Linked DNA regions of Mus musculus: region 2 is linked to region 1. A link is a loop called in an ENCODE intact Hi-C map of the cell type or tissue named here. Cell type or tissue: left cerebral cortex. All regions are shown on one strand. Each heading gives the region's core, and the rest is flanking DNA. Links, peaks and the distances in the headings are about the cores only.

Region 1 (16,205 bases), core at 4,280-9,279:
AATTTTCAGATGCAACATTTTTACGGGAGGATATGTGTGAGTGTGCATGTGCATGCATGCGTGCCTGTGGGCATGTGTGTTCACATGTGGGTGGAGAACACAAAATTGCTACTGGGTGTCGTCTTTTCTGAGGCAGAGCCTCTCAGTGAACCTAACACACATTGATTCAACTGGACTGGCTGGCCAGAGAGTTGCAGCGGTCCCAGCTCTGGGATTACAGACCTACTCTGATGGTTTTTCTATGTGGGTTCTTGGGAATCCAACACGTGTCCTTATGCTTGTATGGCAAGTCCTTCCCCAACGGAGCCATCTGTCTGTCCATCCCTGACTGTAACATCTTCTCCTCCAAAGAGATACTTGATTGAAGGACTGGAATGGCATACCGAAGGAGACTGGACTTATATTCTGAACTTGGTCATTTTTGTGTATTTCATTAAAGGATATTCACCTTTTTTTTTCATCCAAGAAGAGCTGCAAAAGTTTTGAATTCACTCTCATGGCTGAACACGTGTAATGATTTACAAATTAGAAAGAGCCACCCCAGTGGGTTCAAATAGAAACTGTGTCATTACAGCATGAAGTCTAGTCTAATAATGCCATGGAAGAACGGTACCGTCGATGACAAAGTGACCACTGGGCTGTGCTTGCGGTCTCATTCTTTCTGGGAAGAATTGGCAAGTGGTGTCAGCATGGTGACATTGGCAGGGAGGGTGAAGCTGCTAGGGAAAGGGAGGAGTTGAAGATAGACGGGTGGAGGGTGGTAAAGAGAGATGTGATGTGCAAAGGAGCGAGCAGTTGAGAAGCCCCCATAATCCCCACCTGCATTCCTAACGCACTTCCTTACAACCACAGATAAGTGTAGCTCTCAACCCTCATCACGAAGCCCCTTTCTAAAGCAGATCTATCACCATCAAAGGAAGCCACAGGTGATCAAATTTTAGAGAACAAATCTGCTAACCGTGAGGTGCCCAGCCCCAGTTGGTGCATCCTAAACAGATCCCCTCCACCTAAGGCTCAGACAGATTGCAAGAGCCAGAGGAGCAGAGCAAGATGTCTACTTTGAGACTGTGGCTTCTTTTGTCTGTCTGTCTGTCTGTCTGTCTGTCTGTCTGTCTGTCTCTCTCTCTCTCTCTCTCTCTTTCTTTCTATACATTTTTCTTACAAGTAAATGCCATTTTTTTATTTTTTTATTTCTTTTATATTTTTTACAGTCCAGTCCTTACTCCCCTGCAGTCCACCTTCCCACAATTCCACATCCCCTTCCTCCTCCCCCATCTCCAAGAAGATGTCCTCAACCCCGCCTCTCCACCAGGCCTTCCAACTCCTTAGGGCCTCAAGTCTCTCTAGGGTTAGGTGTATCTTCCTTCACTGAAGCCAAACCAGGCAGTCCTCTACTGTATATGTGTTAGGGAGTCCTTGGACCAGTTAGTGTATGCTGCCTGGTTGGTGGCTCAGTGTCTGAGAGTTCTCAGGTGTCTAAGTTAGTTAAGACTGCTGGTCTTCCTATGAGGTTACCTTCCTCTTCAGCTTTTTCCAGCCTTTCCCTAATTCAACCACAGAGGTCCACGGTTTCTGTCCATTGGTTGGGTGTAAGTATCTGCATCCTGTCTCAGTCAGATGCTTATTGGGCCTCTCAGAGGACAGCCATGCTAGGCTCCTGCCTGTAAGCACACCATAGCATCAGTCATAGTGTCAGGCCTTGGAGACTCCCTTGAGCTGGATCCCAAGTTGGCCTGGTCACTGGACCTCCTTTCCCTCAGTCTCTTCTCCATTTTTGTCCCTGCAGTTCTTCTAGAAAGAAACAATTCTGGGTCAGTGTTTTTGACTGTGGGATGCCAACCCCATCGCTCAAGATACATCTTCTCTATGTGACAAGGAAACTGTGCTCATAGAATCTTAACAGTATGGTCACCTAAACAAGACCCGCATGGTGACGATACATGCCAATGTGGGTAGGAGAGACCTCCCAAGACCCCTCAGATGAAGAGCTATGGGCAATTAATGGCTGCTGAGATAGAGAGAATTAGCCTTTCCCAGGAACAAGCCCCCTGATAGGTTATCCAATCCCATGTAAGTGAGCCCTAAACACATGTACATATGAGCAATACTAAACAGACTTAGCTGGTTGTATTTATACATACACGCATAATGATAATAACTAGAGGTAAAGAAGTCATGAATTTGAGAGGAAATGGAGGGCATGGGCAGAGTAGGAGGGGTAGGAAATGTGGTATAAATACAGTATGATATACAAAATTCTCAACTCCCATTCCGAGGATTATTGGCTCTGTCCAGGGTCCTGACCATCTCCTGCCACATCCGCCCAGAGGAGCTGATGCCAAGACATCACGCTGGATGTGGATCTGGATAATCACAACCCAGAGAGCCTAGACTGAAGGTCTAGTCCCACCAGTCTAAGTGTGGTCATGAGTAAATCATGTAACCCTCTATTCTTGGCAATTTGCATGAGATCGTTTAAATCGGAAATACCATTATGTGAAGGGGGGAGGGGGCACTGCTGCCCAAACAACAGTCTGCCTTCCCAGAGCAACAGGGAGGAAGGCAGTTCTAAGCCTCAATATCCTTCTACTCTGAGAAAATCCTCAAAAACATTCTGGGATGAAGGACCCTGGGCCCAAAATGTCATACATCGTTTAATTCCATTCACATTAAAAATTCCCAGCAGGTAATGACATAAATGAAAAGCACATGTTTGTGACATGATTGAAGCCTGGGAAAGCTGGCCATGGAACCCCCTGAGACTCGAGATGCTTAGCTCCTGCCTGTGGAGAGCCGCAATAACATTTACCATCTTAAGATGGCGCTGGCTCCGCAGTGCCTTATGCCACCTAAACAAAGAACAAGCTATATGCGCATGTGCTAAAAGCAAAAACCCGCCAAAAGTCACCAGCCCATTTCCGGGGCACCAGTCCATCCCCCAGGGCACTAGCCCAACCCCTGGGGCGTTTAGCCTATCCCTAGGGTGCATGAGAATCATGGGTGTTGCTACCAGTCCTAGTTTAGACACGTCACCAAAAAGTATTTAAGCCACACACTTTCTGAGCCTTCTTTGTCTACCTCACCATGTCATTGAAGTAAAGTTAACCACGGAAGAATCTGGCGTCCTGTGTCTGTTTCTGCTGGTGGGAACAGGCTCAGGATACCTGCCTAAGAGAACTCCTGATTAATTTTTCACTCCTTGCGACTTCAGCATGACCTGTGGACTTAGGAATTGTATCCCTGCGGGAAATGTAACCCCATTGGTTGTCACCCAAAACTGCACACGAGAACACATAAATGACGCCTAACTCCTAAAAGGGACTGAAGGGTACCTGTGATAAAATACCCATGCAGTAAGACTGGGAGGAGGAAATTAGACAGCTGGAATTCCACACCTAGGACATTGGTCTGCTGCTACATGGTACAGCTAAGCTTGGAGTTCACCAGCTACTAATGTGAGAAGGAAGGCATATCAATTAAATCTCTGTTACTGTAAAAGATGAGCCTCTGTGGGTCTCTCCACAGATAACAAGGCCCTGAAAACATTAAGTGACATTTTTAAAAGGCACTTCTTCTTCCAGAGAGAATTTATTAATGGTTTAGACACAATGACACTCTCCATTAAGGCTCCACCAGCCTTTCTACCTCTCCTTCTAGACCTCAGCCTTCAACATTGCCTTTCTAATTCCCCAAGATAACCACTTCAGGCAAGCCAGCAGATGAGGATGCTGGTATGGCAAACTGTCCCTGAGGAGGTGATGTGGTACATGATATACATAGTGAGTAGCCATCTTTGTTGCCAGAGAAAAACTTCATCAGCACTCAGAAAGACCCATTCCCTTCCCAAAGTCTAACCACTAAGAATGATGGGTAACTGGCTTTCCTTATGCTAATCTAACGATAGATAGATAGATAGATAGATAGATAGATAGATAGATGATAGATAGATAGAAGGATAGATAGATAGATAGATAGATAGATAGATAGATAGATGCTTAAAATGATGTTATAGACATGTGTGGTAGTCTACCCATGTAAAGCCAGCACTTGGGGAAGCTGAGGCAGGACAGGTGCCATGAATTTGAGGCTAGCCTAGAGTACATAATAAATACCAGTTCTGCTAGGGGTACATAATAAGACCTTAATTTTTTAAAAATTAAGATTTTAATTTTTAACTATTTTTTAAAAAACTTTTTAAATGTTAGTAAGAACATTCTTGAATACATGTATATCTTATGGACATTTGTATGCATTTCTGGTGAATGTCTTTGGAGATTGGAGTTAGTGGCTATAAGATGAGCATACATGGGGGCTGGTGAGATGGCTCAGTAGGTAAGAGCACCCGACTGCTCTTCTGAAGGTCCGGAGTTCAAATCCCAGCAACCACATGGTGGCTCACAACCATCTGTAACAAGATCTGACTCCCTCTTCTGGAGTGTCTGAAGACAGCTACAGTGTACTTACATATAATAAATAAATAAATCTTTAAAAAAAAAAGATGAGCATACATATAGCTTCAGTATAAACCAGCTGGAAGCTTGAAAGGGTGGGTGCATGATGCTCTATGGCCTATATCCCACCAACCACAGCATTATTCCCCATGGAAGCCATCTGATGAGGCTCCCTGATGGCCTTGGATGAGGTAATGCAGAGAGACCACCCAAGGCACAGGCGATGCTCACAAATACCCAGTAGGCTACTTCTTCAACAGCAGTAATCAGGACCAGACTGAAGTGGAAACTTAAGAGGTCTTTGAAAAGTCGGTCAGATGGTGTTTTGCTGGGGCAAACATGTGAAGGAATGTTTAGCTGAAGCAGACACAGGTGAAAGGACACGTGATGAAGGATTCTTTGCTAACAGCACCCATGTATTGTTCTGCCTTACGGTGCATAGTTGAGCTTCATTTGTCAGGACTCCATAGAGAGAAACACACCCAAAAAACTTCCAGTAGTGTGCTACAGTTTCTTGCTGCTTTCAGCCTCAAGCTGATTGGCAGAGAACATGTGATGTTTGGAGAATATAAATAGGACTCGAGGGACAGTGACAGAGGCTGAGCTTGGCTTGCTCATAGAGCTAGCAGTGCAGAGCTTATGAGTCTCGAGTCTTTGCTGATCTTCGTTTCCCTGAGAGAGGCACAGCCAAGAACTTCTCCTGATGTTCCTCCTGGTCCCTCTCCTGCCAACTCATGCTGAAGGTGAGGCCTGGCTGTCTCTGCCTCAACTGCTGATTCCTGTTTGCTATCCTGACTCTAAGGAACTGATGTATCCGTGAAGTGTTTGCAAGTGGATCGAGCTGCCACTGCTGACTTACGAACCGAACTGCCGATTTACAGACAACACAGGTGGGAGTTGCTCTAAAGAACCTTTTGAAACAGGTCATAACTCCCCCTACCCCCCATATCCATTCTTTTTCACTACCTCTGGTGAGTGGTGGGTTAAAGGGGAGATTAAAGCATTTAGGATAATCACTAAAAATAAGGTGGTTTTTTTTTTAAAAGAAAGTTACAGCAGACATCTCCAAGAGCCCACATGATCCCTAAGCAAAGCAGCCAGGACCAAGCAAAGATCCTGATGGACAGAGGCCAGAAAAGATTCCGTAAGGACCTAAGAGATCTCTAGCCCTCTCAGCAGACACACACATACACACACATACATACCTCATTTCTGGCTATGCTATACCATCAAGTGATTTAATGTCCCCAATACCTCCTGCTCTCTCCAGCAGAAGTGAGCGTCATGACCCACACCTTGACCGCCACCATATTTTAGGCTAATAAAAAATCAGTTCCAGTCTCCGTCTCCCTGATGTAGCCTCCTCCACCCAGGCTGTTCACAGGGCATCTGTCCCATCGCAAAGGAACGCCCTTTTCTACTAAGTCCATTAGCCCCAGTACTCAGAGCGATGCCTCCCGGTACCTGGGATAAGAGGATGACCCTACCCATCTCACCTGGACAAGATACGGAGGAGCCAGCTTAGAGACAAGCCTGGCTCAGTTCTGAAACTGCCCCCTTTACAAGCAGGTCTCGGGTGGAAAAGAAGACAATGGTAAGCACCAAATCCCTGCTCTGGCTGTCTGGAAGGAAGCACTGGCAATAAGCATGCAGCTCTTGCTTCCTGCAGGGTCACTGGGCTGGCTCTGAAAGCTGACATAGGCATGCCCATAGAGCCTTAGTGAAGAGCAGTTCCCCCAGTGTGCCCCACAGACAAGGGAGTAAAAGCATTCCGCATGGTGGCAGACGACTGCATTTGGCCCAACATGTTTTATGTGTTTTCAAGGGTTAGAGATCATGACCAATATTGAAAGATAAAGAAATCTAATAGGAAAATAGGGGAAAATAAGGGTTGATATTTTCTGCCCCCCATCCCCCAAAAAAAGGCTGAAAAAAAATCTGAGAATTGCTGAGTCTGTATTTCCAGACAGTGACAATCAGCTGTAAACATCCACACATTTGTCATCGGACCTGTCTGTTTGTAGGCTTCTTCCAGAGGCTAGCTCAGAGAGGTTAAGAAACTTAAGGAGGATCACACAGCTAGTCTATTTCAGAGACCCACTCATTCGATATACCATCTGTCTTGCTCTGTTTTGTTTTGCTATAACAGAAACATCTGGTGCTGGGTACTTTATGAAGAAAAAAAAGGTTTTCCAGGATATAGTTTGAGAGGCAGAACATCTCAGGTCAGGCAGGACCCACCACATCCAGGCTCCAGTCAGTTCCCAAGACTGTGCCATCAGAGACTGTGTTCAGGTGATAGGAGGCTCTGCAGAAGCCCCCAATTGGTGCCCATCCTAACTACTCTGCCCTCCATCTGGCCTGGGGCTATGCATTTTTTAGAGGGCTGTTCCCTTACTTCCCAGGAGAAGCATCCTTCGCCTGTGAGCCTGACCATTGTTGTCTTCAGGCCCAAGATACCAACTTCTTCCTGTTTTACAGAAGCTTCACCCAACCACTGATCTAAAAGTGAGCTCCCAGAACACACTAGACGTTCAAAAGCCCATCTGGTCTGTGGCTTATTCGCAAGGGAAGTTGCAGTGGTTTCCTTTGAAGCAGCCACAGTCAGCGAGGCTAAAGTAGCAGCAGGCTGGAGAATTCATACTGTATCATACTTTCAAGGACCACACTAACTCATACCGGCCTTTGGGCTGTTGCACACACTGGCAGTCTAACAAATGAGTAGCTGCTTATTGTTAGGATTTCACTGCCAACCAGCACCATGGTGGGTTCCTAACACAAGGGTCATAACACAAGATGCTCGTGCAAACTGAAGATCCTCCTATGGGAAAAGAAGTGTCCCGATGTCCTGGCCGTGACTCTGGCCAGATGACCTGCTCAGAAGCCCCAAGTATAGTCAGTAATGGGGCTCCCCAGGGAACCCCCAAGATAAACCCTGATCTTATGAGCTATATCCTAGCTGGGGAGATACACAAAGGACCACGATGTGCCAGATGAATTAGGTTCTAGGAAAAGACAACTCAGAGCAAGAGAGAGAGAGAGAGAGAGAGAGAGAGAGAGAGAGAGAGAGAGAACAGAACTGTGACATGAACCAAGCCTAGGAAGGAAGAGTTCGTGGATATCTCAAGAGCAGAGGCCCTGGGGAGATGAAAACAGGAGTTCTGGGAGAATCGGAACCAGATAGGGCTTCAACAGATAATCAAGAAGACAAGGTAGGGGGAGCCAGGATGCCACTAGCTGCCCCTAAGACCCAGCACACAGCACCAGTCAAAATGTATGGCCTCGTGTGGATCCATGGCATTACCTAGCTAGAGAGAGCGCCATGTGTGAGCTGTCATCTGTGGACCTACTGGGAATCTTTCTCTCTGATACTGTAGCTTCACTGGGGCTCCGAACCCTGAATTTCCCCTTTCCTGCAGAACTGAGCCCCAGGGACCACAGGACATGAGACATCACCTCAAGTATATAAACCTCTGCTTGGCTTCACACCAACACCATCTTAAGTTTCAGAAGAGAGTCTCTATCACCATGGATCTGCTTAATCCCCTAACTTTAGAAACACCTAATCCTCTCCAGAAAACAAAGTCGCAAATGGATTTGAGAAAAGAGGCTGGTGGGTGAGAAAGAACCCCTGAGCCTCACAGTTTCAAGTAATTACTAAAGGAATGAGTCTTTCTTTATAAAATAATAATAACAATAATAATAAAAACTATTATTATTATTATTATTATTCATCCCCTCTTTGTGACACATGTATAAAAATATCATGATGACATCCACAGCTTTGTATGCTAACTTAAAATTCTAAATAGAAACTAAAATGTAAACACAAAGCCATATGTTCAATGAAGCCCAGACAATGTGGTCTATCTGTCCCTCAGGGTTCTCCCTACTGCCTCCCACCCCCAGGGTTGTCCTTTAATCTTCCACTCTGTGGGAGATGTGAGACTATTTGGAGTTCCAGAATGGTTCCACCTCCTCTCTCCGAAGCTCCATATCGTCCCACACCTTTGCCAATCCTTGGCCCTATTATTTCCAAAAGCCTTGGGTGATATACATAGAAAGCATTATCTTGTTGCTTCAATTACTTTCTAAGTGTTTGTTAGTTTTAAATTTTTGCAGACATTAATCAGCCAAGGGCCCACACATTTCCTCACTTCTGTTTGGGGGAGCTGTCTTATGGTATGAGAAAAAAACACCTTCAATGGTTTACATTACTAGTAATGTAAAGGAAATGGGGTGGCCATCCCAGCTCAGAGGAGATTTAACCCTATCACTGCCACATTGCTGAGAAATGAAGTTAGGATGAGAAGAAACCACCAGTAGGTGAAGAGACCATGAGCTTGCAGGGGAAAGGGTCCTCCCAGAGCCTGTGGGCCAGGGACTGGAAAACCTGGGATGTGTCACAAGGAACCATCCCATGCTGACCAAGGAGGAGCTTGCATTCTCTTCAATAAAGAACTCCTCGTTTCCCAGGCCTTGAGACCCACAAAGAGACAGCACAGTAGAGTCAGAAATGTTGTCAAAATGTGAAACTGGAGATAGGCAAGTCACATTTTCATCCCCAAGAGCTCTGGACACTGGCGCATCTTGTAAGAAGAGGGAGCTATAGAGATGGCTCAGTGGTTAAGAACACACACTGGGGGTGGCTGGAGAGATGGCTCAGCAGTTAAGAGCACTGGCTGCTCTTCTGGAGGTTCTGAGTTCGATTCCCAGCAACCACATGGTGGCTCACAACCATCTGTAATAGGATCCAATGCCCTCTTCTGGTGTGTTTGAAGACAGCTACGATGTACTTATATACATAAAATAATAATTTTCTTTCTTTCTACCTTTCTTCCTTCCTTCCTTCCTTCCTTCCTTCCTTTCTTTCTTTCTTTCTTCCTTCCTTCCTTCCTTCCTTCCTTCCTTCCTTCCTTCCTTCCTTTCTCTCTCTCTCTCTCTCTCTCTCTCTCTCTTTCTTTCTTTCTTTCTTTCTTTCTTTCTTTCTTTCTTTCTTTCTTTTTTTAAGACAGAGTTTCTCTGTGTAGCCCTGGCTGTCCTGGAACTCACTCTGTAGACCATGCTGGCCTCGAACTCAAAAATCTGCCTGCCTCTGCCTCCCAAGTGCTGGGATTAAAGGCATGTGACACCACTGCCTGGCTAAATAAATAATTCTTTAAAAAATTTTTTAAAATGCTCACTGCTCTTGCAGAGGGCCTGCTACCCCACCATTTGAAACCAACTTGTACCCAATCATCGTAAGTCCACCTCCATCACCTTCTTCTGGCCTCCATGGGTACCTGCACCCAACACGCATGCACAAACACAGACTCGCAGACACATAATTAAAATAAATCCTTAATAAAAGAAGGTGGCAAGCCATCCTTATTGCCAAAGTGACCACAAGGCAAATGGTTTCAAGGACCTTGGAATCTAGAAACTCGTGGCTCAATAGTTGCCACACATTTTTCTAGAATATTTGTTTCTCAAGACAGAGGACCCCACCAAGGTTGCCGCTGGCTGAGGGTGGCCTGCATTTGGCTTTGCTGCCAGACACCACTTGCTGATCTACCGTTCATCTTGAAGCTGCCAGAGAACAACAGGAAGACCCACCATGCCTGTTCTAGCCAATAGGCTTGGCTTCCTCCCTTCTCTCCATCCCCTTCGCTTCTTGTCTACCTCACACCAGCCCCTCTGAGTCCCCGTAGAGAAGACATGCCATTTGTCCTATGTGGGACTTTGTTCTCCATGAAGCCCTTACCCTGGGGTGCCCAGTTGCATGGTCAGAGCCAGCCTCACAATAGAGTCCTAGCTGCTCCCTTGGATGATACCGCCAAGCCGGTGCAGAATCCTCATAGATGGTGAGCTATGGAGAGCCCGGGCACTGCAAAGTCTGCCTTGGGACTCCTCTCTCCTTCACCCTCCCCTCTTTCTCTCAGCCCCCTTAGCATGCTGCTCACACCTGAGAGTCTCAGACCAGAGCAGGCAATGTTCCAGTTGGCAGATTTCAATTCTGATACAGTGTCCTTTGTACTGAAAGGGGCTGGAGGGAGAGGAGGGCAGCTGCTCTGCCTGCTGGGGGACTGGAGCTCAGCACCAACTGGAGGAGAGCTGGCTGGGACTAATGGTCTGACCCAGAGAGTCCTTAGATCCCTGAGATACAGTGCCCAGCCTTAGCAATGTGCCACATTAATGTGCTCCCAGAGATGTGTTATTTACCTGGAGAATGCGTTTTAGAAAACCTTGCCAGGACAAGGCTCAAGCATTTTCTATCTCTTAGGCAAATGTTGGTTTACTCTGTGACTGTGGTCGAGACTGTCTCTGGACCAAGCTGCATCTAACAGCTTTATTTTTTCCATCAGTGTCATTTGGAATTTGGAGGTAGCAGTGGGGGAAACAGAGGTCAACCTCAGGTCAGTCCTCAGCTCTGTCCACAATTTTTGAAACAGAGTTTCTGATTGGCCTAGAGCTTGCCCAGTAGGCTAGGTTGAGAGCCTTAGGGCATCCCTCTGGCTGTGTCTCCCAGCACTGGCCTCATAGGAGCAAGCCACAAGCTTAGCATTTTATGTGTATGCTGGGAATCGAACTCAGTTGGCAAACACTTTACCAACTGAGCCATCTTTCCAGCCATGTTTATTTTCATCTTCAGTTTTTAAATGTTTCTTTTTACATTTCTAGTTTTTAAATTATGTATTTTTATGAGGAATTGTGTGTCTCTAGGATACACAGACATGCATGTGTGTGCAGAACATTTATCTATGTGAATGCGGCACACGCATGCCCCGGTCCTCCTATGAAAACCAGAGGACAGCCTTGGGTGTCATGTCTCCCCTCCCACCTCATCCTTCTTTGTGGCCATGTCTCACCGCAGGTGCACCAGGGATATAAACATGGAGTAACATGTTCAGCTTTAATTGGTTTATGGGAATTCGAACCTTGGTCCTCACACGTTTATGGCAAGCACTTTGCCCACTGAGACAGCTCTTAGGTCCAAGAGCCTTTTCTGGAAAACAACAAGGTGATGAGAGAGACAGAACCTGCTGTTCTCACTCCCTGATGTCCAAAGCTCGGGGAGTATAGCAGAAGTAGAAGCTGAGCTGGGCTTGAGTCCCAGCCGATGCAGGAGCCCCTTGGCAGTCAGCTGAGGTGCCCCAGGTTGTGATTTAAATGTGGGGCACACCTGGGTCTCCAGACATATTACGAAAAGAGAGGTAGCATGAAATAGTCAAAACTCACAGTGATTTCATAGTGACCCGATTGTATTGAAAGTACATTCCACTAAGCATCGCCTGATGCTAATATGCTGGACTTTTCTTTTCTTGCTGTGACTTGGCTACTAGAAAATTTCAACCCATATTGGAGGTCCAGCTGAGGTCCTGTGAAGCAAAAGGCAGAAAAGAACGACAGATGGAAGAGCCCGACTCAAAAATGATTTGGACCTTCACATCAGAAGAAGGGCTACCACACCATCGGCGACACCATCGATCATTCACAGAACCGCAGCTGGTTTCTTCCTGCCAACTTTCTTGTCTACATTTTTGTCGTTGTTTATTTCTGATTTGGGGGTTTTGCAAGGGTGCAGTGTCTCAGGAAGTGACCTTGGCTGGCCTGGAACTCCCTGTGTAAACCAGGCTGACCTCAAACAACTCACAAAGAGCAACCTGCCTCTGTCTCCTTAGGGAGAAGATTAGAGTCAGCCAGCATACTTGGCTTTTATCTTTTCTTTGTTTTTCTTTTTCTGTTCCAGAGGCAACTTTTCAAAGGTGGCAAAACTATGTGTGGTCATAGCTGTAGCTAGGCTCATTCATACACACACACACACACACACACACACACACACACACTTGCACGTGCACACGATAACTGTGTAAAAGATTCCTTTGGTGCTTAATTTATTAACCCACACTCCGAAACCAAGACAATTCATGTAGATAGCCTGGCCATGTGAAGGGAGATGAAAATGTCAACAACCTCACTATCCCCCAGTCCAGTCCCCTCGGCTGATAAGGAGGGAGCCCTGGAGGCCCACTCTGTGCCTATTCCAGCAGTTCTCAACCTGTGGCTCTCGACCCCTCTGGGATCGCATATCAGATGTTAGCATCACGGTCCATAACAGAAGCAAGATAACAGTTTTTAAGTAGCAATGAAATAATTCTATGGCTGGGGGGGGGGGGGCGGGTCACCACAGCATGAGGAACTGTATTAAAGGGCCGCAGCATTAGGAAGGTTGAAGGCCACTGCTTCCTGTTGTCCCCTGGCACTGATAAGCAGAGCCTTCTGCTATGAGCCACCCATGTATAGAGAGAACATTTTCTTGTATCTGCTTTTGCAGAGAGGGCGACCTGGAGAGCCGGCTGCAAAATCTCGGCATTTTTCTGAGTCTTCCCAGCTAAAGCCTTTGAGGGATCAGGGTCTCCTTGCTCTTCCCTTAGGCAGTAGAGCTCAGAGCAGCCAGACATAAAGACAGCAAGCTACATTCTTCAGCATGTGTGTGTATGCCCCTGCAGCATCCTCCAAGCCCTGGATTCCTTTAGTGTTGCATAATGTAGCTGGTTTTCTAGCTAAACAACCGTGGTGAGGAGGAGGCCCGGAAGCATGGCTATAAGAATCGTTTAGGAAGACGAATCTCTATTTATGTCCGTCTAAGGTTTTCGTCTCACACTAAGACTTCCTGAGGAAAGTGCTTAGGCAGTTTAAGGCCTCAAGACACAATAAAGCCCACAGAAGCCTCCTGTCCAGGCAGCAAAGCTGGGGGATTACAGCTCCCATGCTGGAGAAAAGGGAGGTCACTAATCTAGGCTATTGAGAAATCCTGGAATGGGGTTAAGATGTGGGCCCATCATTTTTTCGATATTAAACTGAGGCTAGGAACTCACCGTGGTGTGGGAGAGATTTGAGAAAGGCTGCCCCAGTGTGGCTCCTCTTCTCCTAATCCTCCATGTGATGGGAAGCCATGCCCGTAGAATGAAATTAAAAAGAGTTGCTGATAATATGAAGGATGTCCTTGCTACCTGTGTGGGATAGAATGACTCAAAGAGCCCACATTCTCTGGATTTGTTTGTTTACATGGGATAAGTGTCAGCAGGCATTCTTAACGGCATTTCTTTTTATTTTATGTGGATTGGTGGTTTCCCCCCCCCCCCCTTGTATGTCTGTGTGAGGGAGTTAGATCCCCAGACACGTATCCCTGTGAGAGGGAGCTGGAGTTTCAGACACTGGTGAGCTGCCGTGTGGGTACTGAGATTTGAACCTGGGTCCTCCAGAAAACATTTGAGCCCACCAAAATCAGCCAAATGTCCCAATGGTGAATACCAAGCTCCCTTTGGCACAAATTACCCCTTCTTTCTAAAAGCATATATAGTTGTAAAAGAAAAGGTTTCCACCCCCCCCCCTCAAGACAATGAGAAAAACCATTCTCAGAAAACGGCTTGTCTAAACAGTAGGGGAAGCTTCCCACAATGATGGTGGCGTTGACAGCTTATGGTCGGGACAGGAGTCCTTTGTCCGCAGAGCCATCTTGATGGTGCAGTGAGCAGTGGTGCAGGCTCAATCATGACTCTAAGGACTCAGCTCTACCTGGCGATTCAGACGGCACAAACAATCAGTAAGACGGAGCAGCACAAACGTCAGTAGACAAATCCTTGGGAAAGCATCCACGACAGACTTTCTGTCTTTGCTGACCCTTCACAGCGGTCAGCAGATCCGTGAGCGCCTAAGCCAGAGGATCTCAACTGGTGGGTCAAGATACCTCTTGGGGAGGGAGTTAAATGAACCTTCCACAGGGTTTGCCTAAGACCATCGGAAAATACAGATATTTACATTGTGACTTATAACTAGCAAAATTACAGTTAGGAAGTAATAATGAAAATAATTATGTCATGGTTGGAGGTCACCACAGCATGAGGAACTGTGTTAGAGGGTCTTAGCTAGCATTAGGAAGGTTGGGAAACACTGCTCTAGACTGAGCCATGGGCACTGTCCAAGTGGTACCCAGAAGACAATCCCTGGGGGCTCTTACATCAGTCTTGCTGTAACCTTTAGTTCCTGGGGGTCTCATTTATCTCACAGAGCTTTTCTGGAGACAAACTGGCATAATCCAGATTGACATTTTTGCTAAACTCATAGCAAGCGCGCCCAGAAACACGCTAGAAGTTGTCAACATCCTGCCTGTTACAGGAGGATCTTCAGCAACTCTGTCAAGACCAGCAGCATAGGTAGGGAGAGAATGGGAGCTGGGTGTGAAAATCTCATGTTTGTGAACGAAACCCACAGCCCGGCTGCCATGACCCTACAGGCAGGGCTGCACAGCCATAGATACTCAGACGAAAGGACATAAAAGCCAGAATCAAGGACCGGTAGATGGCTCACGGTTGGTGGTGTGCTTGCTTTAAGGCATGGCAACCTGAATTCAATCCCCAGGACCCATGAAGAAAAGGCTGGCATGGTAATGCATACTTGTAATCCCAGTGCTAGAGAGGTGGGGAAAGGGATTCCTGGGGCTCTCTGACCAGCCAGGCTAGCCCGATTGGTAAGTCCGAGGACAGTGACAAACTCGATCTCAAGATATAAAATGAATCTAAAGCAGATGGCACTTGAAAGCAGGCACCCAAGATTAGCCTCTGGCTTCTACATACCTGCACATACATGTATACACACACACACATGCATCTGTACCTACATACTCATGTACACACACACACACAATGAGCCAGAAACAAAAGAAGCTGATTGCGAAGGCATTCTTGAGCAAATACACACTAAATATTTGTGTGTGGATGTGTGTGTGTGTGTGTGTGTGTGTGTGTGTGCGCACGCGCACTAGCATGTGCACATATGGACATCATGGAGGATGTATGTATGGAGGTCGGAGGAGTCAGTTATCTCCTTCCATAATGTGGATTCCCAAGGATCGAACTCAGGTCATAAGGCTTGGCAGCAGACACCTTTACCCACCTGAGCCGTCTTGCTGGCCCTAGGTGTGTTTCTTAAACTCTGACTCACTCGAAGTCTACGATGACTCTATGGATCCAGTACCACCATCATCCCCATTTGATGGAGAAAAAAACCAATGCAGAACTTGCTGGGATCACACAGGAAGGTGACAGTAGAGCCAAGATTCAACCCAAGTGTTCTGACCTCAGAACTTGCTCATGGATCCAACCACCCTGCCTCCACTGCCCTTGGAGACCTCTCCCTCTATTACGACAGAAAGTACATCCCACTGAACACTAAGGTCCAGCATGAAAGCCCTGAGAGGAAATGGGCATTTCTATAATGACTGTCATAATGACTGTTGCACCTTGGGTAGCAGGAGGGACTGAGACATAGCGAGCCAGACTCTGCCATACCCTCTGCTCGCTCTTCTTATCACATCTTTGGGCCTCTCAGGTTAACAGCAAGCCATGTGCTCGAGAACTGCACACAGCTCCCCTGCACACATACAGTGCATTCATCTACAGGCAGGGCTGTGCCTCTCTTGGAGAAAACACTTTCTATGGGACTCACAAAAACCAGCGAGCAATCCTTTTCAGAAATGATACAAAGGTATTTAAAATCTAAAACCAAGGCTACCCATAGTTGGCTTCTGATTAGCAGCAGGCATTTTAATGGAATTTTTATGGCCCTGACCTTGGGAAGATTGCAGTTTAAAAAAAAAAAAAAAAAAAAAAAAAAGCTCATGCAAAAGCCAATTGCTTCAATTGCTTCAGCCATGGAAGAGACACTTTCAGAGACCCTGGAAATAGCATGTTTCATGTCTGGTAGAACTTCACT
Region 2 (16,205 bases), core at 4,025-9,024, 48 kb before region 1:
TGGAAGGCAGAGTGCTCCCCTTCATGGTGCCAACCAAGCCATGCCACTCCTTCCTAGGAGCACGCAAGGGACCAAAGCCCACATCTATCCCCTCCTCCCCAATCTCCCAGCTCCACTCAGCCAACCATGCTCCTGGTGTCTCAGACGTTCGGTGACACCACCGAGAAGCCCTCCTGGTTTCACAGCCCCTCCCTGTGCCATTACAAGTCCACACACCCTGTTCTGCCGCTGTCTTCAGAACCCTCACCCGGGACCTGGCTGACTGGATGCTGATACAGTGCTGAGACCCCGAGTCTCCTCTGCCTGTAAACAGTAGTGATTTCTGGCACCTGCTGAGTCACTAAGGATGGATGTGGAAAATCGATAGGAACAATGGAGGGGCCAAGGTGAGTGGGCAAAAGGAGGAGGCAGGGCCATAGGTGCCTCCCAGATACAGCCTAGAGCTGACTAGGTAGGACTCACCTCGGACTCAAATCTGCATCTTGGGCTGCTGGATCGCAAGAGGAAGGAGGGCTTCACACACGGAGACTCCAGCTTGTCCCCAGACAGCGGAATATAGTCACCAATCACAGAGTAGTGTCCAGTGGGGCCCTCGTGACCTGGATGGGAACAGGGGAATGGATGAGGGAAGGAGGCAGGCCACCCACCCACATACTAATTGCCTCAGGCTGGTCTCACTGTGGGCAGCATACAGGCTGGCTGTACTGAGGGCCTGGTGGTGACCTGTGATCTGAGACACAAGAAGGTCCATTCAGAAAGGGTCAGTGTGTCCTAAGTGCAGGGGTCTTCCCTTCTGTTGGCTTGAAATTGAGGGGCTGTGAGGCCTATTGATACCCCACACACACAGCCTGATACCAGGAGGAGTGTACCCACAGAGCCGGGCACTATAATACAGAGAGTCAGAGTCTGGACTTTCTGTGACATCATCAAGGGTACCTGAGTGAAGCTGTACCCAGGCTACACTGTAGTTCTCCCCCCCCCCCCCCGCATGATAACTGTTTCTCTGATCATATCAATGTTAAAGTTCGTAATCACTTTGACCAAAAATAAATAAATTAAAATTTTTAATTAAATTAAATTAAAAAGTGGCAACCTGTCCAAGAGGAAAATTTTACCACTCCCATTAGCATGGAAAAACCTGGAGTGCCTTATATAAAATAAGATAATCCAGGCATCAGAAGATGCAGACCAAACTGGCCCAGTCACATGTGGACTCTGATGATGTCACAGCAGAGAGAAGTAAAGGCTGACCAGCTGGGCAAGAGAGTAGGAAGATGTTGAAGCATTAGTGGGAAGTCCTGGGCTTCCAGGTGAATAGGTTTAGATCCTGCCATGCAATTCTACACCCACAGTTAATCACACTATACTCTTCCCAAACACAGTCAGGAAGCCTATGCTCTGGGTCCCGGGGCACATGAACACATCTTTAAGGGACTGTCCTGATGAGCCAACAAGTTTAAATAGAGCTAATTAGAAGAGTAGGGAGCACTTGCAAACAGCTACACCACAGAAGAAAATGTCTCTCCCAGCAATACTTAACTACCTACTGAAACATTATGGGGCAGGGGCTATCATAAGCCTCTCACACAGCAGCCATGAAATGTCTATAAAGTCTCAGAAAGGGAGGGGCCTCATGAGCACACCTGTGGCTGGTGCCAACCACTTGCATTCCTTCTGAGTCAGGACTAGACACGTGCCAGGTAGAGGTGGCCATGTGATTGGTCCCCACAAGAAACCTTCAGCTCTGCCTCAGATGACCTCCTAGGATCTTGCCATGCTGGGGGCATGATCTGCCTGACTCCCTTGCAGCTAGGATCCCAGTACATTTATGGAGTGGGGAGGGAGAAGCTGGTTTGTGCCTTTCACAGTTTGAATATGTTCTCCAGTTGGTACTGAGCCCAGCTATCCATGTGCCAGCCTCATTCTAGCTCACCATCCACCTACACGCATCCGTGTGGGCTGGAGGCCACCTTATAGCCTATCTGACATCTTGCATCTGAGCAGGGCTTCCCATGGGACCCTGTCATTTAACAGACTTCACAGCCTTGGCACCCAGACACCTCCTGGGTGCACAAGGCTCAGTAAACAAAGAGAGGGGTGTGGGCTGTCCCATCCCATCCATCTTGTTTCTCATAGCAACAGCTACTGATGTTGTTTGTCAGTCTCTGCAATGCAAGAGTTAGAAGGAAAGGTTCAAAGCTGAGAGGCTGAGGGGAAGAACCCCATTGATGATGACACAGAACAACAAGCATTGCCTAGTTTTATAACAACAACAATGATAATAATAATAGCACCAGAAGCACTTCTCCATTTTGATAAGGACCAGGAGAGATTGGAAATTATCTTAATACAGCTACAAAAGGAAGTCTGGCATTCAGCTCTCTTAATTAAAAGAAGTCAACAATTTGGGGTTTTGTTTTTAAGACAGGGTCTTGCAATATAGCCAAGGCTGTTCCGGAAGTAGCTGAAATTCTCTGGCATCAGTCTCTCAAATGCTGGATTACAAGTATGAGCCTTTAATCTGGAGGGAGGGGCTCGAGGATAGCTTAATTGATAGTGTTTGCTAAACCTGAATGAGGAATTCACTTCTGTCTCCAGCACCCATGCAAGAAGCTAGACATGGCAACATACCCCATAATCCCAGCACACCCCTGGGGCCACGGAGACCATCAGATCCCTAGAGTTCATTCATACTCATCTAGGCTAATCAGCAAACCCCAGACCAATGAGATACCTGACTTACAAAAGCAAGGTGGATGGTTCCTGGGGAACACCACCAGAGGTTGACCTCTGCTCTCTACATGCATGTACTCACACCTGCATGTGCATCTTTACCCACACAAACATGCTTCCCCCAACACAGGGAGAATGGGAGTATCCAAACCACTCTACGAATGAGCAACCTGGGTTGTCCACAGTCCTGCTGCAGTAGGTCCTTATACTCTCAGCCACAGGCACCCTCCCAGAACCGTTGGGAGCACCCATCACTTACCTTTGTGGATGGAGGTGGCTAGTCCATTCATGTACTGAGGGAAAGGCTTGCCAGGGGCCAAGGGAACATCCAGCAGGGCCACTGAGCTGCTGCCCAGCAGGTCAATACTCCCAGTGTGTTGCCGGAACTTTTCCAGGTCCCGGGACAACAAGTTAAACTGCTCACTCTGCACACGGCATTTCTCTTCCAGCTCTCGGACCTTGGACTGCACAGCAGAGGCAGAACAGCGATCAACGAAGGGATAGTCAGTGGTGCAGATGTGCTCAGGGCATGTGTGCCTTTTAAGAATGTGAGTGTGCGTGCATATGATAGGCTGTGCGCTTGTGTGTGGCAGGGTCTGCTTCCACCTCCACAGAACAGCAGCGTCTGGGAGCCCAGCCTCACAGGCAGCCTGGCTGTTGGCCACCATGAGGAGCCACATGTGCCAAGAAATCTTGCCATCGCTCAACTCCCAGCCAAGTGTGGATTGTTCCAGGCTCTGTGTGCAGCCTGGGCACTTTGTGGTTGGCATGACTGTTTGGTATTTGGAGCGTACGGCTGAAACAGTTCTGACTTGGGAGCAGCCCAGCTACCAACCCATCATGCCATGCCATCTCAGTGGGTGTCCATCCCATGGGCCTGAAGACCCCTGAAGAACACAGCTGGCAGCCACACCAGGGAGTATCTACGTGGTACTGGGTTAGAAACGCCACTGTCATTAGCTAACACCACCATGACGCCTAGGGAAAGACAAGAACCTTTCAGGCAGGCAAACACATGGAAGAAAAGGGCAGCCAGCAAGCTCCCTCCTTGGGCACAGGTGTGGTAGGCTGTTCCTGAGTGCTGTGTGGCTCGTACAGAGGGTTTAATCTGTGTGCTTCCTGCTGCTCTCAGAAGAATTTGATACAAACATAGGTATCTAGCTGGTGCTCAATAGATTCTTGTTTTATTGCAGGCATGTGGGAATGTAGGGGGGAAATGGCTGAGTCAGTCTGCTACCTGGCTTGATCCATGGCTCAGGAGTGGACATGGTTCCTCCTCCTCCTCCTCCTCCTCCTCTTGCTCCTCTTTCTTTATCTCTTTTCTTTCTAATCTACATCCTCTCCCCGCTCTTGCAGAGTTTCCGCATCCTTTCTTCTTCCTCCTCCTTTACCTCTTTCCCCACCTCTTTATCCTCCCCTCCTTCCCCCTCCTCCTCCTCTCCCTCCTCTCCCTCTTCCTTGTGCCATAAGCATTAAGTCTCTCAGCTCTTTCATCCAGAACCGGGTGCTATTTATGTCTGCGATCACGGGTTTCCAAAAATAACCACAACGGATCCCAAGCCTATAATTAATTTCTTCAATTCATTAAAAAAAAATCAGCAGGGTTCCTCTTTTTAAAAAGCTGAATGGGGTTGGCTTAAGATAGCAGTCGCCTCAGAGGACGGCAAGGGACCGAACCTCTGGGCTCTGTGGCACAGGTGGGCCCTGGAGAGCTTTGGGGAGATCTGTGAGGACAAGTGTGATTCCAAGGGCAGAATCCATGTGTGGGATGATGACTTCAGGATCCGTGGGCCCTAGCGGCTCCACTCCTACTTAACGCATCCAAGAATCCTACATGAGGGTAGGGTCATCAGAGGGAGTGGCATCAAATGTCCCCATGAGGGGAAAGCCATCAGATCATCTGAGTAACCAAACTGGGCCATGAGTACCCACAGAGGCCAGTGGGGTTCCTGGGTACGAGGGTGAGCAGGAGATAGCACCTGTATCCTCTGACACTCCAAAAAGCACCTCTTAAGCATCCTACGCATATAACCAGACCCAAGGAACGAAAGGCAGGAGGACTCTCCATCCACACCACAAAATTTCAATGCTATGCATTCGGGAACAGTTCAGTGCTCGTCAGGTTGCGGGAGGGTGTGACTATTCAGGGGCAACATGAGTAGGTGTCCTCTGGTGGCAGAAGATGCAAGACATTGGATTGTAACCATGCAGGTCTGCAACAGCAATGGGACTCTAGAACTATACTATGAGAAGAGAGCCAAGTGGGTGGTGAGGTCCGAGGCCAGCTGTAGCTTGGCTGATTGGCACCGTTCCAGCCTCAGGTCCTGGACTTGCTCTGATGGGGCAAAATACTTTGGCCGGGGTACCTGGGAGGGGTGGAGCTTATAAAAAGTGTCCCTGCTGCTTTTTAAAGCTCTAATGAGTCCAAAGTTATTACTGAATAAAAAGGTTGATACAGATGGTATACGGATAGAGAGAAGCTATGCCCTCAGAGATGAATAAGTAGTGTTTCACTCTTCCAAAGCTAGGGATGGTCAGGGAGCATTGACTGGGGCTCTGCATTCAGAGAGCATCACCAGCTCAGACATCGGGTCTGGCCCATTCCTCTAGCTCTATGGGTACTCATGGCCCAGTTTGGCCTCTAGAGGGCGCCAGCAGCCAGTCCAGAGGCCCCAGAGACACGTGGACCTGTTGTATGCTAGCCTTATAGCCATACTTTTTCCTAAGCACAAGGAGTGCAAAAAGATGGTATTGGTTACTGAAATTCAAAGTGTTTAAAGGTGGGGCTGGAGAAATGGCTCAGTGGTTACAAACATTGGCTGCTGTTCCAGACAGCCTGGGTTCAATTCCCAGCACCCACGCAGAAACACACAACTGTTTGTAACTTGAGTTCCAATCAGTCCAGCGCCCTCTTCTGGCCTCTGTGGGCATTGCAGGCACATGGTATACAACCTCACAAAACACCTATACAACATAAAATAAAATAATTAAGGTATTTAAACACAGAGTTGGCTCACGTATTCGAGCACTGTCCCATACGTGAATGAACAAGGCACAGGGTAATGACAGCTTGCTGTCCTGGAGACGGTAGCCATGGCTAGGATAATTTTTCTTTTAAATATTTATTTTATGTGATTACACTGCAGCTATCTTCAGACACACCAGAAGAGGGCATAGGATCCCATGACATATGGTCATGAGCCACCATGTGGTTGCTGGGAATTGAACTCGGGACCTCTGGAAGAGCAGTTTAGTGCTCTTAAGCACTGAGCCATCTCTCTAGCCCCAAAGGCTACAGTTTTTAACAGTCTTTGTGTCTAGACACTGTTTAGCAGACCCAGTTGCCTGGGGTATGTTTGACTTGCAGCTTTCCCTCTGGTAAGCATGCAGGGACCTGACGGTGGAGATGCGTGTGTTCAAGAGAGCAGGGGCTTCTGGGTAGAACCAACTGCAGCCAGCAGACCAATGTCCCTGCTGTGTAGGTAATTGTTTGCTTTGCAAAGTGCGTCCACTAGGGGCGCTACAGTGGGCCTGGCTTTGGGGGTGAGCCTCAGTGAACTGAAATGGAGTGGAAGGGCCTGGTTTTCTAGGTCAGAGGAGACAGAGAATCCAAGTGTTGTGCCAGGCCACCCTGATGAACACTATCTTTCTTTCCCAAGCCTTCGGCTGCTCTCTCTGCTTTGAAAAGGCAGGATGCCAACTTGGGCCTCAGGAGTTTCCAGCCGTAAAGAGGAAGAGCCCACAGAAGCCTCAAGTCCCCATGTGTCCCTGTTGATCGCTCCTCAGGAGGCTATGTGCACATAGCCCCCAGCCTTCCCTGGCTGCAGCCAATGCATGTCTGGGCCACTCACTGGTTAGCTCTGATAGCTTGTATGTCACCCACTTCCTGGGGCACTCTGAAAGGAACTGCAGAGGCCTGTGCTGCTCCCGGCTACTGCTTCAACACCGTGGTGTTTATCTCAGTTTATCTGGAGCATTGTGGAGTCTCTCTCCGTTGCATGATGGGAACCTTGCCTCTGTGTGTTCCCTCAGCTTCACGGACACACCCACCCACTCTTCCCTGATGGGCCAGCCCAAGCCTCTCAGAGAAGCACCACCTGCAGGCGGGGGATGGAGGGGTCTGTGCTGTGACCAGGACCGTGGTGGTGGCAGATGGCAAAGCGTTCTATAATTGGAATAAGTGCAGCAGCTTGCAAATGCAAGCGGAGCATTTAAAAGCCAGAGGCAAATATCCCAAGACGTGACTGCCGGCTTTCCTGCCTCCTCCACAGGCGTTTCTCTGACTTTCCTCCTCCGAGGTGTGGGGCTGCATGCTGGGCTAGTGTCCAAGCTAAGGTAGCTTTGAAGGTAAAGGACATTTCTCCAATTAAAGACAATGGGACATGCAGAGATCACCTGCAGAGTTACCTACAAGCACGTGGAGTCTCATTCATCTATCATTGTTGCCATAGAAACAGATCTCTGTGGAAATGACCCCATCCTCAGGGCCCAGACCCCTTGCTCTCACCCTGACACTGCCCACAAACACTGTGTTCTTTCCTATACATCATTCTGGCTATGAGCTATGTATGACATTTCTCAGTGCCAGAGAGGCGATGCCACCACGCACACTTGTCCTTCCTGCCAGGAGCAAATGAACTAAGGGCCAGCATTCCCTAGAGCTCCCTTGTAACTCAGCAAGACAGCTGACCCCAACTTCACCTACTGTGAGGAGAGGAACGCAGTTGTCTGTGTGTTGGGGACCCTGCCTCTTCTTGCTCTCGGGGTCCCCGCCTGAATGATGGGAACGATCACTCCTGAACCTGGCATTCTCTCAGGTGTCCTGCATGGCAATCTCCCCACCCCATCCCCCTGCACCCTCTGGGAATCAGTTCTGCAAATATCTACAGAGCTGGTGGGTATGCAAAGGGCTTCAGTGTTAACAGTACATAGCCTCCAATGCAGCCACACTGCTCATACTTCAGGGCTGCAGGCTGCCTAAAGATGGTCACCCAGGCGACATCTAGGGTGCCTGATATACTCTGAAGATACCCACCCTTAGAGGGGGTCCTGACAACTAGCGTGAGGGACTTGGTCCCTGTCTCTCCACAGTGCTAAGATGGGATCCAGGCTGGGCTGCGGGGCCTGGGCTTATCAATTATGCGTTGGTCAAGACTTCAAGTGTCCCTCATTCCCATCAACTAGCTTGACGCCACCTCCTACGTGTGGCTCAGCCCCATCCTCGTGGGACCCTGCAAGGCTGCATAAGGCAGAGGTCCATCTGTGCTCTTCCTGGGCCTGGGGATCGAGACTTGTGACAAGCTCCCAGAGATGCCATGATGATCAGTCTAGCATTGAAAGCCCCTCATCTGGCAGGTAGGGAAGCTACCCCTCTCTGACTTCAGTACCAGTGTCTGGTCTGAGCCAGGGGCCACACTGGGGGACAATTGGAAAGAAAGCAGAGTGGCTCTCCCCTATGGAAGGAGCTTGCTGTTGGCTCGGGATGGATAGGAGGAGCCAGAATGAATTCTGATGACCCATAATGGAATTCTAGGCATACTGCCAGTCCCTCCCAACCACAAACCAACCCCAAGGAATAGCAGTCCCAGCCTCTCGCCCATGGTCATCTGAATTCATACCACTGGCCAGCGGCAGGGAGATGTGTGCACAGGGTCAGCTCAGCACTCCAAGAAAGCGTTTTCGTATTCCTATGCCCACTCCTCTGCTGGCACCAGGCTGCGGAGTCCTGGTCCACACCCACACCAGGTCCCTTTGTAGTGTTAGACCCTCAAGGTGCTCCATAGAAGGGAGAGAGGAGGAGGATGAGCAGACCCAGGGCTCAGAGCTGCCCGCCTAGGGAAAGTACCACAGAGCACATGTTCGAGAGGACAAGCCACACTGAATACCTGCATGCAGTCCAGGGTGTTCTGGGTGGCGAGCCAGACGAGACAATTACAGAGAGATGGTGTAAATGAAGTAGACAGTGCTCAGGACAGCCCATGGCCAAATAAATGGCCCACCCCAGCTTCTGAACAAAGGCATGTTGTGTCGTAGATGTTAGCAGGCGTAAGCTCAAAACACAGGCTACCAGCTGCAGTGATAACTCAGCAGGAGACTGGAGTGACACAGGCAACCAAGTCTGTACATTTCAGGGCAGCTAAAGAAAGGGACTCTTTCCTGCCAGGGGAGGTGAGACTAAACTGTCCCCCAGGAAGATAGATGTCCATCTGGAGGTGGCCCGTTCCATTCTCCCAAGACCTGCGTTTTTCTGGCATCCGACACACATATCCCTCTTGATCTAACTAATGGGAAATTTCCAACGATCAAGATCAGCTCATGGGATAGTGACCACAGAACCTTTCCTGGGGGAGCTATAGATTCCAAGGGGTGGCATAAGATGTGCACACACTCTGTTTTCAGCAGTAGCAGCTCCTCCCCTGGGGAAAGGGTCATTTTACGATTCCATGGAAATCCTACCTTCCCTGGCAGCAGGTAGCCTGGGGAGCTACACAGTCTGTCCAGTTCACTACTGCCTGCCTCACAGCGTGACCGCTGGCTAACTACTCACTCTGCATGAGGAATGACTGGCAAGGACCCCCCAAGGACACCGAGTTCTCACCATCCCTCTACCTATCTACCATTCTCTAAGAAGACCCACCCAGGACCAAAGTCACAGACCAGGAGCAGGCACTCTGTGTGCCACCCCAGATGATGGGACCTGGTGGCTGTTTTGCTTCCAGATCCTCGGGACCATTCAGGAAGATCTACATGTGGCTCAGATGGCCACTTCCACAGGGACAAAGATCCCATCAGTGGCTGGTACAGCATTAACCACTTTGGCTCCTAGACCAGTGGTTTCCAACCTGAGGGTTGTGACCTCTTTGGGGGCCATATATCAGATACCCTGCATACGAGATATTTACATTATGATTTATAATAGTAGCAAAATTACAGTTATGAAATAGCAACAAAAACAATTGTATGATTGCAGGGGCTGGGCGGGGGTGGGGGGGTGGGGGTGGGCGGTGCTCGCCACAATGTGAAGAACTGATTAAAGGGTTCCAGCATTTAGGAAGGTTGGGAACTGCTGTTTGAGACCCCCCCCCTTCTCCGATCCTGCAAGTGTCTCCCCAGCAGGAGCGCAAAGCTTCGGCACTGTCCCCCTATGCCACCCCTTAGAGGATGGCATCCCTAGGAACAACCCAACATTAAGTGTAGGAAAAGCGCCGCCTTGTGGCTCGATGAGAACAGCTAGCCAAAGCCCACCTCTGACCCAGGCTGTGAGGTTGAGGAAAAGCTGATTCCGTGCTCGGTGCTGTCTCCTCAGTGGGAAGGACAGAAGTGGTAACAGTGCCTAGGAGACAGCTTGCTTGCAAGGATAATGTGAGTGGCGGCGTGCTGGGGCCACATCCAGTTTCTGACAGGCGGCAGGGACCATTTACTTTCTGCCGACCCAGCCCCGCCCGCCCGCCCACCTGTGCTCACCTCTAACAGCTGCACAGCACCTTCATGCTCTTTCTTAGCTTCAACCTGAGCCTGGTGGTGGTGGAGAAAGAAAAGAAAGCATTTAGGCAGGGAAAGAGGAACTCCGGGCCAGAATCAGCAAGACCAGAGTGTGCTATGTGGTCCTGATTTCCCAGGAGAGGGTAAACGCTGCAGGTCTTCCTCTGAGCTGCACCAGGTGGCGACGATTGATTTGGCTGAATCTGACGATCTGCGGGGAGTCAGGCAGAGAAAGATCGGACTCTTACATGGTAATGGTGCCCAGGAGAGAGCATGTGCCTGTGAGGACAGCTTGAATGGGCTGGGGTAGCATCTCGTTGGGCAGCTAAGCACGAGGCTCACAGCTCTGCCACTGCAGCTGAGAAGGGACCCGGTGTGTTCCGACCGACCAGAGAAGCCGGGCTCTCCATGCTAAGCCTGAAGAGCACTCTCTTCTAGTCCATCCTCCTGCCTGGGAGATGTGGCACCACCCTGCATAAGTTTCAAGTCCTCCTTGGATCACCCTGGCCTGAAGGAGGTGCCCTGGTGCGAGGGGTCTTACACCTCCAGCCCACAGCAGGGGCCTGCCCCCTTCCCCCATAATTAAAGTCACACCGCACAGAAAACATGTTACTAGCTTTACTGAGGAAATTTCACATGAAACTGCCCCTGCCTGGCAAAGGACGATTCATACAAAAAATTAAAACACAATCACATTTGTCCCCACTCCTCCTGACACCCTGGCATAGTGACAGTCCATGTTATATTTGTCTTAATGGCCCCCTCACCAAAGAGCAGCGCCTGGATTTTTTTTTTTCTACTGAAGAGATAAATACAATCTCAGACTCTCTCTCCCATTAGTTTATCTAATGACCACAGAGCCCAATCCCAGCTGGGAGCCTGTGCTGGGAGACCCTGGGGGAATGGGAGGCCTCTTTCCTTTTGGACTTGAGAGGAGAAGTTGGTGCAACTGCAGCCATCTTACCACCACGAGGGGAAAGGCTACAGAAAACCAAAGGCCAAGCTGGCCCAGGGGAAGGCAGAGAGAAACAAAGTATGGTGGCATCTGGGAATTCAGCTGTGCCTGTGGTGGCTGGTTAAGGTCCTGGTCCTAAGCACATCCAAAGTCCTACTGCAGTAATAATCTAGGCAGACAAACTTTCCCACTGGGTTTTCTGTTTGGAGGATAAATGCCATCACTCACTGGTAAGAATATGATGCTCCCTACCAAAGATGGATGAACTGAGGCTCGGGGTATCTGAGGTTATAGCAAAAAGCGAGCACAGGCTCCTACCTCACCAGGCTGGGTGTCCAACCAAGCTGGGCCCATTAGTGGCTCCAAGTATTCTTCAGTTTCATTCTCTCTTGTTTTTTTGTTTTTGTTTTTGTTTTTGTTTTTGTTTTTGTTTTTGTTTTCTTTGAGACAAGGTTTGTGTAGCTCAAGCTGGCCTCGAATTCACCACATGGCCAAAGGCAAAATTGCAATTTTCCTCCTTCTTTCTCCCACGTGTTGGGTTAATGAGCACGTGCCGTCACAGCACATGTATGCCATGATGAGAGTTGACCCCAGGCCCTTGCACATGCCAGGCAAATGTAATAACTGAGCCACACCCCCAGGGCCCCATTTTTCAGCTCGTGAAAGGGTTTGCTTCCTGGCACTCTAGTCTCCTGCCTCGTCACCTGCTCTAATTAGGAAGCCATGTGCCCAGCTGGGCTCATATCGGGGTTTCCATTTCCAGAGAGTATCAGCCTGGACTTTGCACTGCGGAGGGTGAGAAATGAATATTACCTCATCTCTGCCACTGTGAGATTGTGTGTGGGCTGGGTTGAGGCTCCATGGCCCAGACTCAAAGGAGAATAAGCCCAAGATTTCCAAAAAGCTCATTCACCATGCATCTCATTCTCACAGATTCCCAATGAGGGTCTAAGAGCCAGGCGAGCCGCTAGCACCCGGCCCGCTAATCACACAGTTATTGAATTCGGCTCCCGCATTGACACTTGAGATTGTTCCTTTCAAAACAAAACAGCAACAATAACAGAAGAAATAACAAAATGGGGCATGGGGTGGGGAAGAAATCAGCCAGGGAACGGAGAGATTTTATAAATATCTCTGTCATCGAGTCAAAGACAGTTTTCAACCGTCAGGATTCAATCAACAAAGCACACAGGCAGGCTGGGGAGGCCGGACCAACTTGGCAGCAATGGTTCCATCTCTGCCTCTGGATGCTGCTCAGGAGTTCATTTTCATGGGCCACTTCCAAGCTGGGCCATTTGGGCGATTGGAATAGACTGTTAAATTTAACACTCCACGTTGGCAGTTCCAGAGTCTCAAAAAATAAAATAAAATAAAATCTCAGCAGTAGCTCAAGTGAGGCTCATTTTGGGGCCACTGCCAACATTGGGGGTGGGGGAGGGAGTGTGACCTTCGTGGGAGACAGGATGCCTTGCAGATGGAGAAGCGCAGAGGAAGAGTTATGGCTCCCAAGGAAGCCCACAGTGCTCCCCAGAACAGAAGTGCTCCCCAGAACAGAAAAGACCTATCACCTGCAGGGGCAGTTGCCAGGAAGGGAGGAACAGGCCACAGATGCAATGACAGATTCAAGACAGACATGCATACAGGAGGGATAAACGACACGGGCACAGGTCACTTGCTCTAGAAGCCATCCTGTGCCAGGACAATAAGTGTGGGCTGGAGCTAAGCAGAGTCTTGGGGCTTGTTTGTTTGTTTGTTGGTTTGTTTTTCCTGCTATTGAGATTAGTTTAAATGAGACTCTAATAACTATTGGAGATGCAGGGCCTCAGACAGGAGCCCTGAGTGTGACACTCATCAGGGCTGAGATGTTGACAGGCACGTGTCCACATCCCGGGGCGTGTCTAGGGAAAGAGAGGAGCGTTGCAAAAGCTCCAGGCGCTTCTCAGTGACAGAGCACTTGCCTAGCATGTACCAGGTCCTGGCTTTCCATCCCCAGTAGCACAAACAGCAGCAGGGCCCCTGCACTCCTGAGTCTGTGTGTAGTGTTGGTCCGTGCGCATCCCACCTCTCCTTACATAAAGCAACAAAAGCCTAGACTTCCATGGCAAGGGCAGGAATCAGCAAAGAATGTGCCAACCAGCACATTCCCCAGAAACAGACCCAGGACTGAAAGCTGGGAGGCCAAACCTTTGCATATACTGTTGATAGTAAGGACGAGGGCACAGGTGGCCTGAGACACTGAAAATTTGCAGCCATGAACGTGGTATTCTGAAAAGGTCACAGAAAGGCTCTGGAGAGCCTAGTCTCCATGTGATTACACTCACATCATAGGACCTTTAGCCCATTCGCAACCTCAGGCTCCTTGGTCATGGCTATAAAGAGGAGGACTCTATGTCCCAGGTCCCAGGAGGGCTGGCTGCCATGGTCATAATTTACTCAGCAAATGATACAGGGATAGGAGTGCGTAGTGAGAACTCACCATCTCTATCTCTTGGAGGCACTGTGATAAAGGCTGAGTGAGGGACAGTGTCTTACCTGTTCTCTGTGCCAACCTGGCTCCCCAGCTCTGGGGTTCACCCAGTGATCGCTGAACTTCTGCTACAAGATGACCTGTCCAGGGAACCTGAATGTTCGTCTCATCGCCAAACCCAACAAATGGACCAACGCATCCTGATACTATCTACTGTGGACCTGTGTCCCATGCTGGTGCCAAGAGGGTTGGGAGCAAACTCATATACCATGACAGGTATGCAAAATGGCCTGGGGGGACCCTTGCAAACCCGTGAGAGGTTTTGAGCCCCTTCTAGGTGATGGTCATTGTTGGGGCTGATATGTTTTGCTGTGTACTTCTTCATTTACCTCCATCCTAGGATGGCAGTGTCAAGGGCTCCCCAGACACAGTAGCTCCCTTTCTGAGCTGGCTCTGTGTTTACAGAGCCAGCAGTGTGAGGGAGGCAGCCATCAGCACGGGCAGGGATCAGACTGTGTCATCCAGAGAGGACCAAGTGCAAGAGAACTATGAACTTGGGAAGAGTTCATGGTCTCCTTCCACTCCACTTCCACCTTCCACCACCCTCCCTAATGCCATTGTTGTTGTTGTTGTTGTTGTAACAGCCATCATTTCTAAAAAACCTATATAATCGGCAGTTGATTTTATTCAGTTTCACTTCCTATGTCCCCACAGATAAGGAAGCATCCATATGTTCAAACTAAAGACCATGATAAAGGCACAAAAAAAAAATCAAGGAGATTGGAGAGAGAGTGTGTGAGAAAGAGAGAGGGAGGAAGGGAGGGAGGGAGGGAGGGAGGGAGGGAGGGAGGGAGGGAGGGAGGAAGGAAGGGAGAGAGGGAGGAAGGAAGGGAGGGAGGGAGGGAGGAAGGGAGGGAGACAGAGACACACACACACAGAGAGAGAGAGAGAGAGAGAGAGAGAGAAGCAAAGAAGCAAAGAGGTGGGGCTGGTTTCTTTTCAAATCTGATAGATACTCAGTCCGTGTGACCCCAGGCTCCCAGGGAGCCTTCTGTGGAGGAGTCATATCCTGTCGCCCTTATGAGACATTATTTGTATCTCTGCAGGCTCGTTATCTGTCTCAGATGGACCCGGCCTGCAGATATGACTTCCAAATTGCAATGAATAGATGAGAGGCTCCTGTTCCTCCCAGCCCCGGGGAGGAAGATAAGAATAATATCCTGGCAAAATATTGTTTCTCAGGTATGATGGCCAATTTGTTGTGACAGGCGGTAGGGTTGTGACAGTCCCCATGAACAGTGGCTTAATGAAATCTCTACCTAATACCAAGACTCCGTTATTAACTAGAAAGGGGGCTTCAAAGGTCAGCTACCTGTTGCCTCTGGCTGATAGACTCTGATTTGGAAAAGCAGACAGATTTTTATCTGCACCTAGGCTGTTTGAACAACTGAGTGTCCCTATTCCATGTGAGATCAAAGATTCATGACAACCATTGGATTGTTGGCATGGAGCTATGCAGAGGGTTCAGGAGTCACCCACTCACTACCCATCTTGGTCAGTACTGAGCCAGGGCTCAGACACCCACAGCCCATGCCTACATGTCCCATCGTCCCATAGATGCTCAGGTGTGGTTGCTATTGTACCTCTGGTACCCCGGTGGGTAAGCTCTGCCCATAGGGGCTAACTGCCCTGCTAAGAGAACGAGTAAGGCCAGGAGGTGGGGATGCTGGGCTTCAGACAAGAGAGGGGAGAGAGACGAGAGCAAGTCAGTCTCTGGTCTCCATATTCTAATTCTTTCGGGGCTTCTTCCTCCCAGCCCTGGTTCTTGCCAACAGGACCTTCCTACCCGGGAAAGAGACAGGACAGCAAAGCACGCATGGACTGAGGTAGGGATGGGCTTCCTCAGCCCCACCCTTCACAGTGTGTGTGGTGGAAGGTCTACCCCGAGTCATCTGGTCCTGCTTCCTGATACCTCTCCTGTTCACTCTTGTTCTCTTGGCATCTCTTGATTCTTATATCCTCTATGTCCTCTGTCTGTCTGTCCATCTGTCTGTCTGTCTGTCATATCTATCTATCTATCTATCTATCTATCTATCTACCTCCTAATAATGAAATCTTGCCATAAATACAATGAGGTTTATCACTTATTAAGACATGTTAAAGAAAACATCCAAAAGTAGCTATTCCCTGATGTCATAACAGGCCATGACAAGAAGGTGCCAAACTGACCCAGCCCCAGCCTGGGTTCCCATCACCTTTGCCTTTCCCTGGGACAAGATTTCATCCCAGGCTGGGGTGAAAGCAGGGAAGCAGGGAAGCAGCCTGCTTCCCCAAAGCTGGAGTGAGACACACCCCTGGCAGGAACTGCGCTGACAGGCTTTTCCTGACCAAGCCCAGCATCCGATGGGACTGGTTTGCAAGGTCTCTGTGTTACAAGACAGTACCCTGGAGTAGGCCTAAGGGAAACCAGGGCCCACAGTAGAATAAAGGCCACAAAGGAGCTTTGCAGCCCTCAAAACTCAAACTGGTGCACAGTTAGAACCACCTCCCCAGGCCCAGCAAGCATGC

What was found. Peaks named below come from ENCODE experiments on the same cell type or tissue, not always from the same donor. Only the 100,000 strongest peaks of a DNase experiment are listed, where the experiment ranks them.
Region 2: a loop joins it to region 1, with 2.0 times the contacts of the local background. A loop is called at or near these places in 5 of 42 quality-filtered maps.

What each region holds. Positions count from the first base shown.
Region 1 is chr5:128,850,691-128,866,895 of GRCm38, forward strand. The region is part of intron 1 of Rimbp2 (RIMS binding protein 2); the gene reads right to left. Among named protein-coding and RNA genes, the nearest start is that of Gm34057, 41 kb to the left of the region's middle. In left cerebral cortex, for the core only: no CTCF peak of the experiment used is centred there; DNase peaks (open chromatin) are centred at 7,048 and 8,425.
Region 2 is chr5:128,803,365-128,819,569 of GRCm38, forward strand. It overlaps Rimbp2 (RIMS binding protein 2), which reads right to left. Exons shown (of 21, transcript NM_001378900.1): 5 at 10,198-10,248; 6 at 2,993-3,197; 7 at 463-599. It overlaps Gm34057 (a long non-coding RNA gene), which reads left to right and starts at 14,767. Exons shown (of 3, transcript XR_003955996.1): 1 at 14,767-14,879; 2 at 15,454-15,523. In left cerebral cortex, for the core only: CTCF peaks have their summits at 5,380 (motif pointing right), 5,581 and 6,235; DNase peaks (open chromatin) are centred at 4,359, 5,380, 5,614, 6,289 and 4 more places; H3K27ac peaks cover 3,979 bases.